5 separate regions of the Homo sapiens genome follow, and all the other regions are linked to region 1. The links are chromatin contacts, found by Hi-C or POLR2A ChIA-PET in ENCODE. All regions are on one chromosome and are shown on one strand. Each heading gives the region's core, a stretch centred on a gene start or an enhancer-like site at or near the end of the contact. The rest is flanking DNA. Distances are from core to core; before and after follow the strand shown. Region 1 holds the start of SOCS1 (suppressor of cytokine signaling 1). Region 2 overlaps SNX29 (sorting nexin 29). Region 3 overlaps SNX29 (sorting nexin 29). Region 4 holds the start of RSL1D1 (ribosomal L1 domain containing 1). Region 5 has its middle 13 kb from the start of ZC3H7A.

What was found. Hi-C counts contacts between places; a loop is a spot of excess contacts on that map. ChIA-PET counts read pairs that join two places held with the same protein, here RNA polymerase II (POLR2A). Pooled maps may share reads with other maps.
Region 2: a loop to region 1 is called in a map of right cardiac atrium, with 6 times the contacts of the local background. The contact joins the enhancer-like site here to the promoter of SOCS1 in region 1. A Hi-C loop is called at or near these places in 1 of 168 maps with a recorded cell type or tissue (right cardiac atrium). POLR2A ChIA-PET finds 5 or more read pairs at or near these places in 1 of 52 experiments (Panc1).
Region 3: a loop to region 1 is called in a map of naive thymus-derived CD4-positive, alpha-beta T cell, with 3 times the contacts of the local background. The contact joins the enhancer-like site here to the promoter of SOCS1 in region 1. A Hi-C loop is called at or near these places in 1 of 168 maps with a recorded cell type or tissue (naive thymus-derived CD4-positive, alpha-beta T cell) and 4 of 50 pooled maps. POLR2A ChIA-PET finds 5 or more read pairs at or near these places in 1 of 52 experiments (activated CD4-positive, alpha-beta T cell).
Region 4: a map with no recorded cell type shows a loop between it and region 1 (34-fold over the local background). The contact joins the promoter of RSL1D1 here to the promoter of SOCS1 in region 1. A Hi-C loop is called at or near these places in 1 of 37 single-sample maps with no recorded cell type and 8 of 50 pooled maps. POLR2A ChIA-PET finds 5 or more read pairs at or near these places in 1 of 52 experiments (K562).
Region 5: a map of HCT116 shows a loop between it and region 1 (6-fold over the local background). The contact joins the enhancer-like site here to the promoter of SOCS1 in region 1. A Hi-C loop is called at or near these places in 1 of 168 maps with a recorded cell type or tissue (HCT116) and 3 of 50 pooled maps. POLR2A ChIA-PET finds 5 or more read pairs at or near these places in 4 of 52 experiments (B cell, CD8-positive, alpha-beta memory T cell, OCI-LY7 and 1 more).

Annotation. Positions count from the first base shown.
Region 1 is chr16:11,254,872-11,257,621 of GRCh38, forward strand. SOCS1 (suppressor of cytokine signaling 1) reads right to left here and starts at 1,333. Exons shown (of 2, transcript NM_003745.2): 1 at 1,208-1,333; 2 at 1-657. The coding sequence starts at 607. The region is part of intron 1 of LOC105371082 (a long non-coding RNA gene); the gene reads left to right. RefSeq lists silencers at 1-68, 479-628, 639-688, 789-1,528, 1,779-1,978.
Region 2 is chr16:12,146,471-12,149,220 of GRCh38, forward strand. All of the region lies in intron 13 of SNX29 (sorting nexin 29), which reads left to right. Among named protein-coding and RNA genes, the nearest start is that of SNX29, 170 kb to the left of the region's middle. RefSeq lists enhancers at 1,515-2,072, 1,662-1,956. Within about 2 kb of position 1,346, at least 4 of the 41 ENCODE cell types and tissues checked have a DNase peak (open chromatin) inside an H3K27ac peak, as active enhancers do.
Region 3 is chr16:12,078,873-12,081,622 of GRCh38, forward strand. It overlaps SNX29 (sorting nexin 29), which reads left to right. Exons shown (of 21, transcript NM_032167.5): 11 at 1-43. It also overlaps the pseudogene RPS23P6. Among named protein-coding and RNA genes, the nearest start is that of SNX29, 100 kb to the left of the region's middle. Within about 2 kb of position 1,424, at least 8 of the 41 ENCODE cell types and tissues checked have a DNase peak (open chromatin) inside an H3K27ac peak, as active enhancers do.
Region 4 is chr16:11,850,201-11,852,950 of GRCh38, forward strand. RSL1D1 (ribosomal L1 domain containing 1) reads right to left here and starts at 1,342. Exons shown (of 9, transcript NM_015659.3): 1 at 1,208-1,342; 2 at 79-218. The coding sequence starts at 1,312. RefSeq lists enhancers at 504-1,703, 1,476-2,010, 2,011-2,544 and a silencer at 1,272-1,458.
Region 5 is chr16:11,808,699-11,811,448 of GRCh38, forward strand. No RefSeq gene overlaps it. Among named protein-coding and RNA genes, the nearest start is that of ZC3H7A, 13 kb to the left of the region's middle. Within about 2 kb of position 1,358, at least 8 of the 41 ENCODE cell types and tissues checked have a DNase peak (open chromatin) inside an H3K27ac peak, as active enhancers do; they include B cell and OCI-LY7, where a contact is called at or near this core.

The DNA.
Region 1 (2,750 bases), core at 83-2,582:
AGTCGCGGAGGACGGGGTTGAGGGGGATGCGAGCCAGGTTCTCGCGGCCCACGGTGGCCACGATGCGCTGGCGGCACAGCTCCTGCAGCGGCCGCACGCGGCGCTGGCGCAGCGGGGCCCCCAGCATGCGGCGCGGCGCCGCCACGTAGTGCTCCAGCAGCTCGAAGAGGCAGTCGAAGCTCTCGCGGCTGCCATCCAGGTGAAAGCGGCCGGCCTGAAAGTGCACGCGGATGCTCGTGGGTCCCGAGGCCATCTTCACGCTAAGGGCGAAAAAGCAGTTCCGCTGGCGGCTGTCGCGCACCAGGAAGGTGCCCACGGGCTCGGCGCGCAGCCGCTCGTGCGCCCCGTGCACGCTCAGGGGCCCCCAGTAGAATCCGCAGGCGTCCAGGAGCGCGCTGGCGCGCGTGATGCGCCGGTAATCGGCGTGCGAACGGAATGTGCGGAAGTGCGTGTCGCCGGGGGCCGGGGCCGGGACCGCGGGGCACGGCCGCGGGCGCGCGGGGGCCGCGGGCGAGGAGGAGGAAGAGGAGGAAGGTTCTGGCCGCCGTCGGGGCTCTGCTGCTGTGGAGACTGCATTGTCGGCTGCCACCTGGTTGTGTGCTACCATCCTACAGAAGGGGCCAGCCGGAGGGGTGGGCCATAGCGTCCGGGGGTGCGCTGCGGGAGAGACAAAGAGGTGAGCTGGGGCGCTGCGGGGCCGGGCAGGTGTGCGCCGGCCGGACAACTCCGGAGGGCGGCGCTCCCGGCGGACCCGGCCCTAGGGGGCGAGCACGGAGCACCAAGTCCGCGCGGATCCGTTCAGCCTCAGTGGACACAGCTAGAAAATGGGCTCTGTACTCCGCGGAGCTCTTCCCGGCGGGTGGGGGCTCGGTGGAGGCGGAGTCCGGCCTCCGGGCAGCACCGAGAGGGGGGCGTGGAGAGCAGCCGGTTCTGGCTCCAGCCGTCCGGCCCCGGCTCGCCGCCCCGCGCCCGCCGCCTGCTGGCCAGGCTGGGATCCGCGCCTGGTCTGGGCGATTTGGGCTAGGGCCGGAGAAAGGCTGTGCTGCGGGAGCCCCGCGCGCGGGGGGCGGCCTGGGTGGGGCCGGCGAGGGTCAGGGGCATCGCGGCCGCGACCCCATTCTGCAGCCCCCGAGGCTCGCCCGACTCCTGGCTGCCCTGGACTCCCCTCCCTCCTCCCTCCCGCCTCCTCGCCCAGGGCCCGGCTCACCTGGCGGCGGGGCGCGGGACGCCGCGGGCGGGACGGCGGGGGGCTCCGGGGCGCTCCGGGGCGGCTCTCGCGCATGCTCCGGGGCCAGGAGCCGTGCAGCTGCCACGGCCGCAGCTCGCTCTGTTCGGCGCCCGCCCCTGCGCCAGTCTTTTAAACCGGCTCGGAGGCGGGGCTGGCGACGGCGGGAGGCCCCGCCCCCTGCCGGCCCCGCCCCCAGCTCCACTTTTGGTTTCTCTTTCCGCGGTGGCGTCCGGCGAGGACCGCTTCGGCCCTGTTTCCCTCTCTTCTGGACCCTCCCGCGGGGCCCTCTGCCCGCCTGTTCGCACCTGCCCCAGCACCCGCCTCTCGAGGGGCTCTGGCCCCGACCCTGCGCCTTCCGGCCACTTCTCGGACCCCTCCTTCGGACTTGGCGACCCCGATTTTGCCCCGCTACCTCGGGTTCCACTTTCTGCCGCCAGGCCCTCTTGGGACGCGCCCTGACACACCCTCCTCCGCCCCAGCTGTCTCCACACCCGCCGGGGGCAGAGCCCTGTCCTCTCCTCCCCTGCAGCCAGATCCCCCTAGGAGGCCACAGAAGGTGTCCCCAACCCTGAGCCTGACCCCACCCGTAGACCCCCTCCTAGCCCCTGCTCCACCCGCCGTCGACGCCCTCAGTCGCCCGCCCTGCTGTCCCGAAGCCCCGGCCGGCCGCGGTCTCTGGTCTTGGCTCGGGCTTCCCGGGAAGCGGCGGCCTGACCACAGGCTTCAGAGGAACCCCTGGCGGCGCGGGCGCCTCCACCCCGGCCCAGTTCCTCGGAAACTGGGCGGGGCCGGGCAAGGTCCCTGGTGGCCTCGACTGCCCTCCCTGCGCTCCCACTACCCGGCTGCGGAAGAAACTGAGGCTGGGGAGGGGCTGGGATTTGCAATGGCTTGCAGATTGGGAGCTCTGGACCTGGATCTCGCCTTCCCCGTCTTCATTTTGGGGAGAGGTGCAGCTGGACGACATCAAATTGGAGCCCAGTGAAAAAATGGTGCATTCTCAGACGTGATGAATCCCCAAACCTGGTTTCCTAGCCCTCCTCTCCCCCGACCCCTTCCTCATAGATTTCCCCCTCCTACTGCTCCGTCAGGCATCTGCCCTTCAAAGACTGCCTTCCCACCACACACACGGCCGGGGCTTGGGATGGTGGGCGGTCGGTGGTCGGGGCTGTAATTTGCACACGTGTTTGTGATTTAGTGATTCCGATTGTCGTGCGAGGCCATGGAGTAGGTGCCTGGCTGCTCCGTGTATTTTTGAATGAAGGCATGTGAGGAGCCCCAGCATCACAAGGGGCCACATAAAAACCTGGCTAGGCTGGGCACTTGGTTACTGGCCTCACACTGGGACACACTGCCCTCTACAGACAGCTCTCAGACGGCTTCTCTCCTGGAAGCCCTGGTGCCCAGTCCCTTCCCGCCTCCCTGGCCCCACGATACCTCTTTCCCCAGGCAGAGCCTAGGTCCTTATTAACCTCCTGAACACAGGGAGTGGCCCAGAATCAGCCCAGCTTAGCACCCCATCAGT
Region 2 (2,750 bases), core at 96-2,595, 890 kb after region 1:
GGCCAGGCTGGTCTCGAACTCTTGACCTCAAGTGATCCACCCGCCTTGGCCTCCCAAAGTGCTGAGATTACAGGTGTGAGCCACTGCACCCAGCCAAGAGATATGAATGTTTTCATGGCCCAAGTTCTTGGCGGCAGGCTGAGGTGGGAGGGCCTGCTCATCAGAAATGGAGCTAGTTCTACTACCATTCATCACTGCTTGGCTCCTGCATCTGTGGCTGTGGAAGGTGAAGGTATCCTTGGCATGAATGATTTCTCAGCTCGTTTTTCTTTTGGGATTAATGATGTGGGACTCCCAAAGGTGGGAGAATGGAAATGCCAAATGCTTTAATGTTGAAATTTAAAATAATGGGAGCACCTTCTCAAACATGACCAACAGTGGAAAGCCATATAAATTTCTTCATGAGCCTTTCAGAATTTTGTAACCAGTATAGGTTTCCTAGATAGTTTTTTAAAATATAAAATGGTAGAGACAGCATAATGGGAGAGGAACAGAAGCTTGGTGGCATCTCAGAGCAATCACGTACAAGGGAGAAAGCCATGTGCTTGTTTATTTTCTCTAATGCTTCTAGAATCCAATCAAAGACTCAGGTTTTGTTGACGAACTCAACTTTTTAGGGAGCAAGCAGCAAGGTATATTTGCATGAACATCTGTGTTTTGAAGCGCGTGCCCGCGTTGAATGGTTGAGCGTCAGAGTCATTAGTACCCAATGCCAGATGTTCCCTGAAAAATCTGCACCAAACACAGACTTGGGCAGTTCATCAAGATGTGAAAAACATGCAGCTGTTAAGGGAAAAGGGAGAAGGTTGTGTCTGAAATGTTGCTCCAGCCCATCGCTTTCCCCCATCAAAGGACAGAAGCAGGAGGAAATAAAAAAAAATTACCAAAACCCATAAATATGACAGAACTCTTATGAAAAGGTTACGGTAATTATTCACCGGGGAGGGAAATGCTTTTCCCATTCATTAATGCTTCATTTCTTGTCTTTTCTAATGAGAAGTAGGTAGAGGTGTCTAGAGAGAAAGAAAAATAGCAGAATGGTTTTGAGGGATACCAAAAGAGCCCAGGAAAGGTGAACAATGGGAAGAGAGGTGTGGCCACTAAGTAAATGCTGGTGTTTGAGTTACTTCCGAGAAATGGTTGGAATGAAACAGCTGGATGTAGCCGATCCAAGGAGCCGCAGCCCGTGGCTCAGTTTAACCCCCTTGACTTTCCCTCTTTGCCTCCGGAGAGGCAGAATTTGCAGCCTGATTATTCGTAGAAATAATTTTTCAAATCTTGCCTTTCCGGTACGGTTCACAAGGTGGCAATTTCCATGTCACTGAACATGAAGCCTGGGTCTTAAATATAGCCAGGATGTGAATGCCCTGCAGGCGGTGACAGTGGCAATGTGACATCACTGCCAAGCAACTTCTTTTTATTTTGGAGCCTGGGAGGGGAACAACAGGAAGCTGGGCAGAGGGGAGATATTCTTGGCAGCAGCAGCAGCGATGCAGTTTAAAGAGAGACAACTGTCAAGGCTAGTGACTGAGCAAACCAGAGTTCGCTGAATTCGTACTGGTGCCAAACATAGCCGAAGCAAAGATGTGTGAGACTCGTACCTGCTGCTGCTCAGCTCCAGCCACCAAGTAGCCATCATGAAAATGTTTTATTTTAAGCAGAAGAACTTTCCTTCAAATGCATTCTTACTTGGAAGCTCTCTGAGACCCGAGAGAGCTCCCTGAGAGCTGAGCCACACAGGTTAAAGTGGAGAGGTGGGGTCCTGGAATGCCACCCATGGAGCTACAAAATGCCCTTTGTTATCCATGTTGAAAAGGCCACTTAAAAATGGCGACCTAGCGTGGGATAGGCTTGCCTTTGAGCACATTCCCTCTTGTTTCTGGTAATGTGAGCTAAGGAGCTGTTAGGGCTGAACTAAATCCACAGATGGTCTCTGCCTCTCTTTCTGTATCTGGCAAGGCTCTTTCCCAAGTTTGTTAGGGAGTTGACGTTAGCTACATCTTAGTAGATCTTGTTTTTCTTGTTTTTCACTCATTTGTACCTCAGATTTTCTTGTCCAATCTCCCCCTCCCCTGCATGATTAGTCCCTCTTATTTTGCTTAACTTTTTCTTATTTCCATAGCATTTCTTGTTTTCTAATACATCACTTCTTAGATTCATGATTTATCACTGCCTTTTGGTCTTAAGTTTTAAGCCTCATGAGGGCAGGAGCCTTTGTCTTGTTTTATTTTATTTTATTTTTCTGAGGTGGCATCTCGCTCTTGTTGCCCAGGCTGGAGTACAATGGCACGATCTTGGCTCACCGCAACCTCCACCTCCCGGGTTCAAGTGATTCTGCTGCCTCAACCTCCTGAGTAGCTGGGATTACAGGCATGTGGCACCATGCTCAGCTAATTTTTTTTTGTATTTTTAGTAGAGACAGGGTTTCTCCATGTTTGTCAGGCTGGTCTCGAACTCCTGACCTCAGGTGATCCACCTGCCTCAGCCTCCCAAAGTGCTGGGATTACAGGTGTGAGCCACCACGCCCGGCCTGCCTTCGTCTCATTAGTTCACCGATAGATCTATTCCAAGGAGCCTGGACAATGCCTGGCACATAATAGAGCTCAGTGGATGTTTGTTGAATGAATAAATGAGCATTTGTCAGTTACTTCTAAGTTGTTGTTCTGCTGTGTTTGGCTTATGTTTCCAAGGTGATTTCATTTCATGGTCTAAAGTGGCTGCTGGAGCCCCAGCCCTGACACCTGTGTTCT
Region 3 (2,750 bases), core at 174-2,673, 820 kb after region 1:
AGCCTGTTACCTTCTGCCTCAGTGCCAGAGTCCATGACAATTAGTAAGTACTTTCGCAGCCCCCTCCACCAGCTCTGGGATGACTTCTGGCCCACGTCTCATGGCGGTGCCTTTGTGCTTCTAACCCTGTGACTGTGGGTTCACGTCAGGTGTGTACGTCCCTGGTTGTAGACTGGAGGTGTGGTACGTGCTTGTGGATATCCAGAACCGTGGTTAATGCGTGGCGCTTGGGCGTGTGCGCGCTAAAGGGCGTGCCTCAGGATGGAGCAGCCTTGCCGTAGACTTCTGTGGTTCCAGGTTTTGGGGTTTGCCTCCCATAATGCAGTTAGCTACAGAGGACCTATTCTAGTTGGATTTCCTTTGTAACTCTGAAGGACTCATTTTTGTAAGTGAAGAAGAATATGTCTCTCCAAGATGATTAAACTTTGCTAATGATCAGGCTTCAACTGTTTCCAACTTTACTACCTAGAAAAAGTATTAGAGATATAGCAAGGAAGACTAGGTTTGAATGGCTTTGTATAACAAAGAATAAACCAACTGTTATGTAAACTGACGGGTGCTCCTGGTATCTCACTGGTGGCTTGAGCCAGCATTTGTCCCATGGCCTCCCCTGGAGGCAGAGGGGGCACTTGTTCCCAATTAAAAAAAAAAATTAGCTTTTGTTGCTAAGGAAGGAAGAAGGCGTTTGGGAGGCACCTAGCATTTTCTGATTCAAGGGTGAAGCAGGAAGTGAGCAGACACTATGTAAACCAACAGTTGGTTTATTTTTTGTACACAAAGCCATTCAGACCTACTCTTCTTGAAGTTCCGGTGGTTAAGGAGATGTGATGGAAATTTCTCTCTATCCAGAGGTAGATGGGCTGGGGCTGGTATGTGGCTCCACGGCCATCAGAGACCGGGACTCCTCCTGTCTTGCCTTGTAGACCAAAATAGCCATTTTAGCTCCAGCCATTTCATTCTCATTCCAGGCGGCAGGAAGGAGGAGAGAGCAGAGAGACTTCGTCTATTTCTACATATAGGATTCAGGGGCCTGAGCTTGGATAGGGAAAAAAATTACAATGTTTTTCATTTAGCTCTGGGTGAAATATAGTATTTTCTTCAATCATGATCATTCTATTTTGATGTAATTGGTTTCCTTTGTGATATGGTATGTTTTATATATTTTAATACATTTTCCTGAATAGGAGCCCATGGTTATTCCTAGATTACAAAATGGGCTCTTGGTACAAAAACGTTGAAGCTCCCCCGACCTTCACTAGAAGGTGCTTACAGTATACCACTCGTGTCTTGGGCCAGCATTCATGTCATGGTCCCCCTTGGCTGCAGAGGGGGCAATTGTTCTTGATAAAAAGGAAATTAGTTTTTGTTGCTAAGGAAGGAAGAAAGAGTTTGGGAGGCACCCAGCATTCTTTGATTCAAGGGTGAAGCAGGAAGTGAGCAGACACCGTAAGGCTGCTGCGTGGGAACGGCTGGCCGCACTTTTTGTATGTGAGCATGTGTGGTTTACTGTGGCGCTGCTCAGCCCTGAACTCCGCTGAGCAGGTGTTAATAGATCACTCAGTCCATGGGACACAGGGTGGGTGAGTATGTAGCTGGCTGCTTTTCACCTGTCAATCTTTTGTTTACCACAGTACTGTTACTTACCCTATAGTTTACTTTATTATTCATTTTTATTTATTTATTTTTTTGTAGAGTTGAGGTCTCACCATGCTGTCCAGGCTGGTCTTGAACTCCTAGGATCAAGCGATCCACCCGCCTCAGCCTTCCAAAGCGCTGGGATGACAGGCATGAGCCACCGTGCCCGGCCTACTACAGTTTACTTTTTTTTTTTTTTTTGAGACAGAGTCTTGCTCTTGTCTCCCAGGCTGGAGTGCAATGGCACGATCTCAGCTTACTGCAACCTCCACCTCCTGGGTTCAAGCGATTCTCCTGCGTCAGCCTCCCAAGTAGCTGGGATTACAGGCCCACGCCCGGCTAATTTTTGTATTTTTAGTAGAGATGGGGTTTCGCCATGTTGGCCGGGCTGGTCTTGAACTCCTGACCTCATGATCTGCCGGTCTCAGCCTCCCAAAGTGCTGGGATTACAGGTGTGAGCCACCGTGCCCAGACTGTAGTTTACTTTTAATGATGCACTTAAACAAATTGAATTCCTTTATTTTTTGAAAAAGGAAGCTTTATCTCACTACTGTAAATGGAGAGTCACTATGAGTTAACGAAACCAGCAGGTCGCTGTAAAATGAAGACAGTGGAAGGAAACTATTACTAAGTGTGCCTGGCGTGGTTGCCTGCCCTGGGTTCCGATTGATACCCACTCTTGTTGTTCAAAAGAGAGATGAGTGCTGCTTCTTTTTGGCCCCGGCCTGTGGCAAGTATCTCAGTCTTCATACTGCTGGGAAGCTCTGTAACCACCAGCAAGACCAGAAGTGGGGTGATCAGCAGTGCAGGAAAGCCCATTTGGGTGCAGTCCCCGCACCTAGCCCTTTTGGAAGTGCTTCTCCAAAAGGGAATTGTGCCGGAAAAGTAGGGATTGAAACCAAACAGCCACATCCTGCCATCAGGATGCTCTTTATGGCCCCACTGACCAAGAAATCACAGCTTCTGTACTCAGTGATGACTGCTTGACTTCAGTTGAGGACAACAATGAAGTTCTGTAGCCAGGCGTGGTGGCAGATGTCTGTAATCCCAGCTACTCGGGAGGCTGAGGCAAGAGAATTGCTTAAACCCCGGGAGGTGGAGGTTGCAGTGAGCCG
Region 4 (2,750 bases), core at 92-2,591, 600 kb after region 1:
TAACCATGATGCAATTGTTCGAGTTACAAAGAATAAACACACAGATAAAAACAGCAAAGGTAGAAAATCACAACTTACAATCTGACCCTCAGTTCTTTACTTGGAATTTTCCATAATACCACCATTAAAAATAAACTTTCATTCTCATTCAAAAGCAACCCATAATTGTTTTTCCTGGACTTGCAATGCGTCAAGAGAGCGTCCACTGCCTTTCTAACCTGCAAAGTGGAAATTAGACAAATAAGTGAAATGTTTTCACAATAACTTACACAAATAAATGAAATGTTCTCAATCTAATTTAGCATTTGCCCCCTCCCACACCTTCTATTTTTTCCCTTCCAACTTCTATTTCAAGGGGTAACCTCCATAACCGTATCTATTAGGATCCTGCAGTTTATATTCACAGAAATCTAAGAATCCATCAAACATGCCTAAGTACCCACTTCCAGTACTGTGTGCAGAAGGGCACCTCTTCTACTTAAAGAGATTGGGCTAGAGGGAAACGTGCCCCTCCTGCCCTCAATGATGAAAGCAGTAATCCCAGGAAAAACGCAAAGCAAAATGCATTTAGCATTTACTGAGAACTCCTGGCAATTCTCCTGCCTCAGCTTCCCGAGTAGCTGAGATTACAGGCGCCCGCCACCACGCCCACCTAATTTTTGTATTTTTAGTAGAGACGGGGTTTCACCATGTTGGCCAGGCTGGTATCGAACTCCTGACCTCAGGTGATCCACCCGCCTCGGCCTCCAAAAGTGCTGGGATTACAGGCGTGAGCCACCGCGCCCGGCCTACTGAGCACCTTCTTACCATGTACCAGGCCAAAGCGCTTTACACTCATTACCTCTCCCGATCCTGGATAACGGGGAGCCGAAGGGCCCACTTTAAATAACGGGTAACAGACCTGCAAAACTAAGCGATTCGGTCAAGCGCTAATGATAGGGAAGCTAAGCCAGGTCGCCAGGTCTATCTCATCTAGCTCCACAGCACACTTGCAACCCAATTCACTAGCGCCAGGCCGCAGGACCAGGGAAAGCAGGCGCCCACCCACGTGTGTAAAGGGGAGAGACAGCTGAGGCACACGGCCCGCCAGCGACCGTCCCACAGCCCCGGGGAAGTCCGCCGAGCACGCACTCGGGTTCCGGCACCCTGCGCCTCACGAGGTAACCGCCACACTGCTTCCAAGCCACCCTCCCCAGGAACCACTCACCTGTTCTTTATCCAGCTGCTTCCGTGCTGTCGGGGCCGCTGGAGTCGAGGTGGAGGTTCCAGTAGCGGCTGCAGAAGACAGCGAGGCCGAGGCCGAATCCTCCATCTTGTTTCCACCTCGTGAAGAGGCGCGTGTGCAACCCCACTGCTGGCTTCTGGTGCGCACGCGCGAGCAAGCCCGGCCCCGGAAGCGAGGGGGCGGGAACCGAGCCTCTGTGCGTCATTTCCGGGAGAGCGTGGGGTTTCGCTCTCCGGGGCAGTGGCTGCTGTCAGAATCCCTTCTTTGAGGAGGCACCTGCTCTTCCGCTTTTCTCCAGCTTTCCATGAGCTGTGGGGAGTAGCTTGGGTGTCCTCTCACTCTTACTAGATAGAAATCAAGAAAGCGCCTTGAGGCGAGAGAAGAGTCCCGTCAGGAGGCCCAGTGGGGTCCTCCACACTCCACGGTCCCCGCCTCCGGGAAGGCCGCGCGTGGCATGGGCAGAGCGCGGAATCCTGGCTCCACTGCCCACCTGCCCGTTGACTTTAGGCGACGCCAACCCCAGGCTGGTGAGGAGTCCCTGAAATATAAGGCACGGGAGCCACCCGGAGCCACCCGACCTGCCACGTTAAGCAGCATGAGGGACCGAAAGATGAGTCTGGGCCAGTCTCTTAGGAGCTTCTGGTCTCGCAGAGAGGCGGGAGGTAAGATCCTGTACAAATAAGCGTGGCTGGTCGTGCGCGTGGCTGGCGTCTGGAATCCCAGCGCTCTGGGAGGCCGAGGCGGAGGGATTCCAGGAGTTGGAGACCAGTCCGTGCATATACGAGACTCCGTCTCTCCAAAAATTATAAACATTAGCCGGCGTGGTGGTGCGCGCCTGTAGTCCCGGCTACTTGGGAGGCGGAGGATGGAGGATCTTGAGGAATTCGAGGCTCGGTGAGTTCTGATCCGCGCCACTGCACTCCAGCGTAGGCAGTAGAGTGAGACCTTGTCGCTAAACAAACAGGTTAGGAGTGGAGGCTGGATAACTGACAAATGGAATACCTTAGAACAGGGGAGTCCAATCTTTTGGCTTCCGTGGGCCACACTGGAAGAAGAATTGCCTGGGCCCATATATAAAACTAATACTAATGATAGCCGACGAGCTTTAAAAAAAAAATCTAAAAAAAATCTCGTAATGCTTTAAGGAAGTTTACGAATTCGTGTTGGGCTGTATTCAAAGCCTGGCCTCCAGGGCCGCACGCGGCCCTTGGGTAGGACAGGTTTGCTTTGTAATGTCTTCCTCCCACTCCACCCGCCTCCCCAGAGGTACCCTTACCAGTGTCTCCTGGAACCTTCCAGAGATGTTCTAGGCATGTTTAGGAGATACTTCTCCTTTCTCTTGTTGGATGGGTTTAATTAATTTTTTTCCTTTTTTTTTTTTTTTTTTTTGTAATGGAGTCTCGCTCTGTCGCACAGGCTGGAGTGCAGTGGCACGATCTGGGCTCACTGTATCCTTCGCTTCCCGGGTTCAAGCAGTTCTCTGCCTCAGCCTCCCGAGTAACTAGGATTACAGGCACGCGCCACA
Region 5 (2,750 bases), core at 108-2,607, 550 kb after region 1:
TCTGCTAATTTGGCCAGGTGTGGTGGTTCACGCCTGTAATCCTAACACTGGGAGGCCAAGGCGGGCAGATCACAAGGTCAGGAGTTCGAGACCAGCCTGACCAACGTGGTGAAACCCCGTCTCTACTAAAAATACAAAAATTAGTCAGGCGTGGTGGCGTGCGCCTGTAATCCCAGCTACTCAGGAGGCTGAGGCAGGAGAATCACTTGAACCCGGGAGGCAGAGGTTGCAGTGAGCTGAGATCGTGCCACTGCATCCCAGCTTGGGCAACAGAGCAAGACACTGTCTCAAAAAAAGATAATAATAAAATATGCAAATGTATCCACAAAACGTATGACAATGGTTTGGCACCTTTTTTGCTAGGATGTCAAAATCCAGCAATAAAGTTGTTCTAACCAGATTCGAACTAGTTTTGGTGTTTTTTTTGTTTTTTTGAGACGGAGTTTCGCTCTGTCACCCACGCTGGAATGCAGTGGCATGATCTCAGCTCACTGCAAGCTCCGCCTCCTGGGTTCACGCCATTCTCCTGCCTCAGCCTCCCGAGTAGCTGGGACTACAGGTACCCGCCACCACACCCGGATAATGTTTTGTATTTTTAGTAGAGATGGGGTTTCACTGTGTTAGCCAGGATGGTCTCGATCTGACCTCGTGATCCGCCTGTCTCGGCCTCCCAAAGTGCTGGGATTACAGGCGTGAGCCACTGCGCCCGGGCCTAGAACTAGAATATCATATATCAAATCTAAGCAGTCAAATCTTGCCCAAGTCTTAGTGATTCAAATACCCTTTGGGGACCAGTTCCCTTTCAAGCACTTCACTGGTATTTTCTTTCAAGGTGTTATGAGTGCATATGTCAAGAATTTTTTGGCTGGGTGCGGTGGCTCACGCCTGTAATCCCAGCACTTTGGGAGGCCAAGGCAGGTGGATCATCTGAGGTCAGGAGTTCAAGACCAGCCTAGCTGACATGGTGAAACACTGTCTCTACTAAAAATACAAAAAATTAGCCAGGCTTGGTGGTGGGCGCCTGTAATCCCAGCTACCAGGGAGGCTGAGGTAGGAGAATCAGTGGAACCCGGAAAGCAGAGGTTGGCGGTGAGCTGAGATTGTACCACTGTACTCCAGCCTGGGCAACAGAGCGAGACTCCATCTGAAAAAAAAAAAAAAAAAGAATTTTTTAGTTGTAAGAGACTGTTAAGTAGTGAACCCTAATTAAACAAGGCTAAGGGGAAGAAAGGAAATTTATGAGCTCATAGAACTTAATTGTCCAGGTAAGGTTCGTGTCAGTATCATCAGAAACTCAGGCACTCTCTCTCCTTCTGTCAGTTCTGCTTTCCATTCTCAGGCAGACTCACCCCTTGCGGCAACGTAACTGCCAGCAGTTCCAGGCTTAGGTGGTCTTTTCTCAGCAACTCCCACAAAGCCTTGCTCTTACAAATACTTCCGTAAAACCTGGACCTGACTCTGGCCAGAACTGTGTCACACTGTTACGGGTGGAGGGTGTCCAGGTTCTTGACGTTTTGAAAAAAGAATTGGACGAAACGCACAAAGCAATGAAAGAAAAGCACAGATTTATTGAAACGAAAGTACACTCCACAGAGTAGGGAGCAGGTTAGAGGAAGTGACTCAACAATGCTGGTTACAGAATTTTCTGGGGTTTAAATACCCTTCAGAGGTTTCCCATTGGTATGCCCTATGTAAATGAAGAGGGTAAGTGAAGTTACAAAGTTATTTACTTGGCATACACCCCATGGAAATGAAGAGGATGTTTCCTGCCATAGCTGAAGTGAAGTTACAAAGTTATTTAGTTGGGCATAGAAAGTTGGGGTTTTGGCCTGGAGGTGGGAGAGCGGGGAGGGCTCATGCCTGTAATCCAAACACTTTCGGAGGCGGAGGTGGGCGGACCTTTGGCCAACATAGTGAAACTCCGTCTCTACTAAAAATACAAAAATTAGCCTAGCATGGTGGGGGGTGCCTGTAATCCCAGCTACTTGGGAGGCTGAGGCAGGAGAATTGCTTGAACCCGGGAGGCGGAAGTTGCAGTGAGCCAAGATCAGGCCACTGAACTCCATCTAGAAAAAAAAAAAGACAGTTAATTGGGGTTTTTCCCTTTTATTGAGTTCTAGGAAGTATGTATGTTTGTTTGTTTATTTATTAAAACAGAGTCTCACTTTGTTGCCCAGGCTGTAGTGCAGTGGTAGGATCTTGGCTCACTGCAACCTCTGCCTCCCAGGTTCAAGCGATTTTCCTGCCTCAGCCTCCCAAGTAGCTGGGATTACAGGTGCTCACCACCACACCAAGCTAATTTTTCTATTTTTAATAGAGATAGAATTTCACCATGTTGGCCAGGGTGGCCTCGAACTCCTGATCTCAGGTGATCCACCGGCCCCGGCATCCCAACGTGCTGGGATTACAGGTGTGAGCCACTGCACTCGGCCTAGTTCTAGGAAGTTTTTAGGTTCCCTGCCTCCAGACCCCATTCTCCTGCATCAACATAAGCATCCTGAATCAATCATCCAGGCAGGACGGGCAGGTTATACAGTTTTGTTGTAAACAGTTATGTTAAGGCCAGGCACGGTGGCTCACACCTGTAATCCCAGCACTTTGGGAGGCCAGGGTGGGCAGATCACTTGAGGCCAGGAGTTCGAGACCAACCTGGCCAACACGGTGTAACCCCATCTCTACCAAAAATACAAAAATTACCCAGGTGTAGTGGCATGCACCTGTAACCTCAGCTACACGGGAGGCTGAGGGAG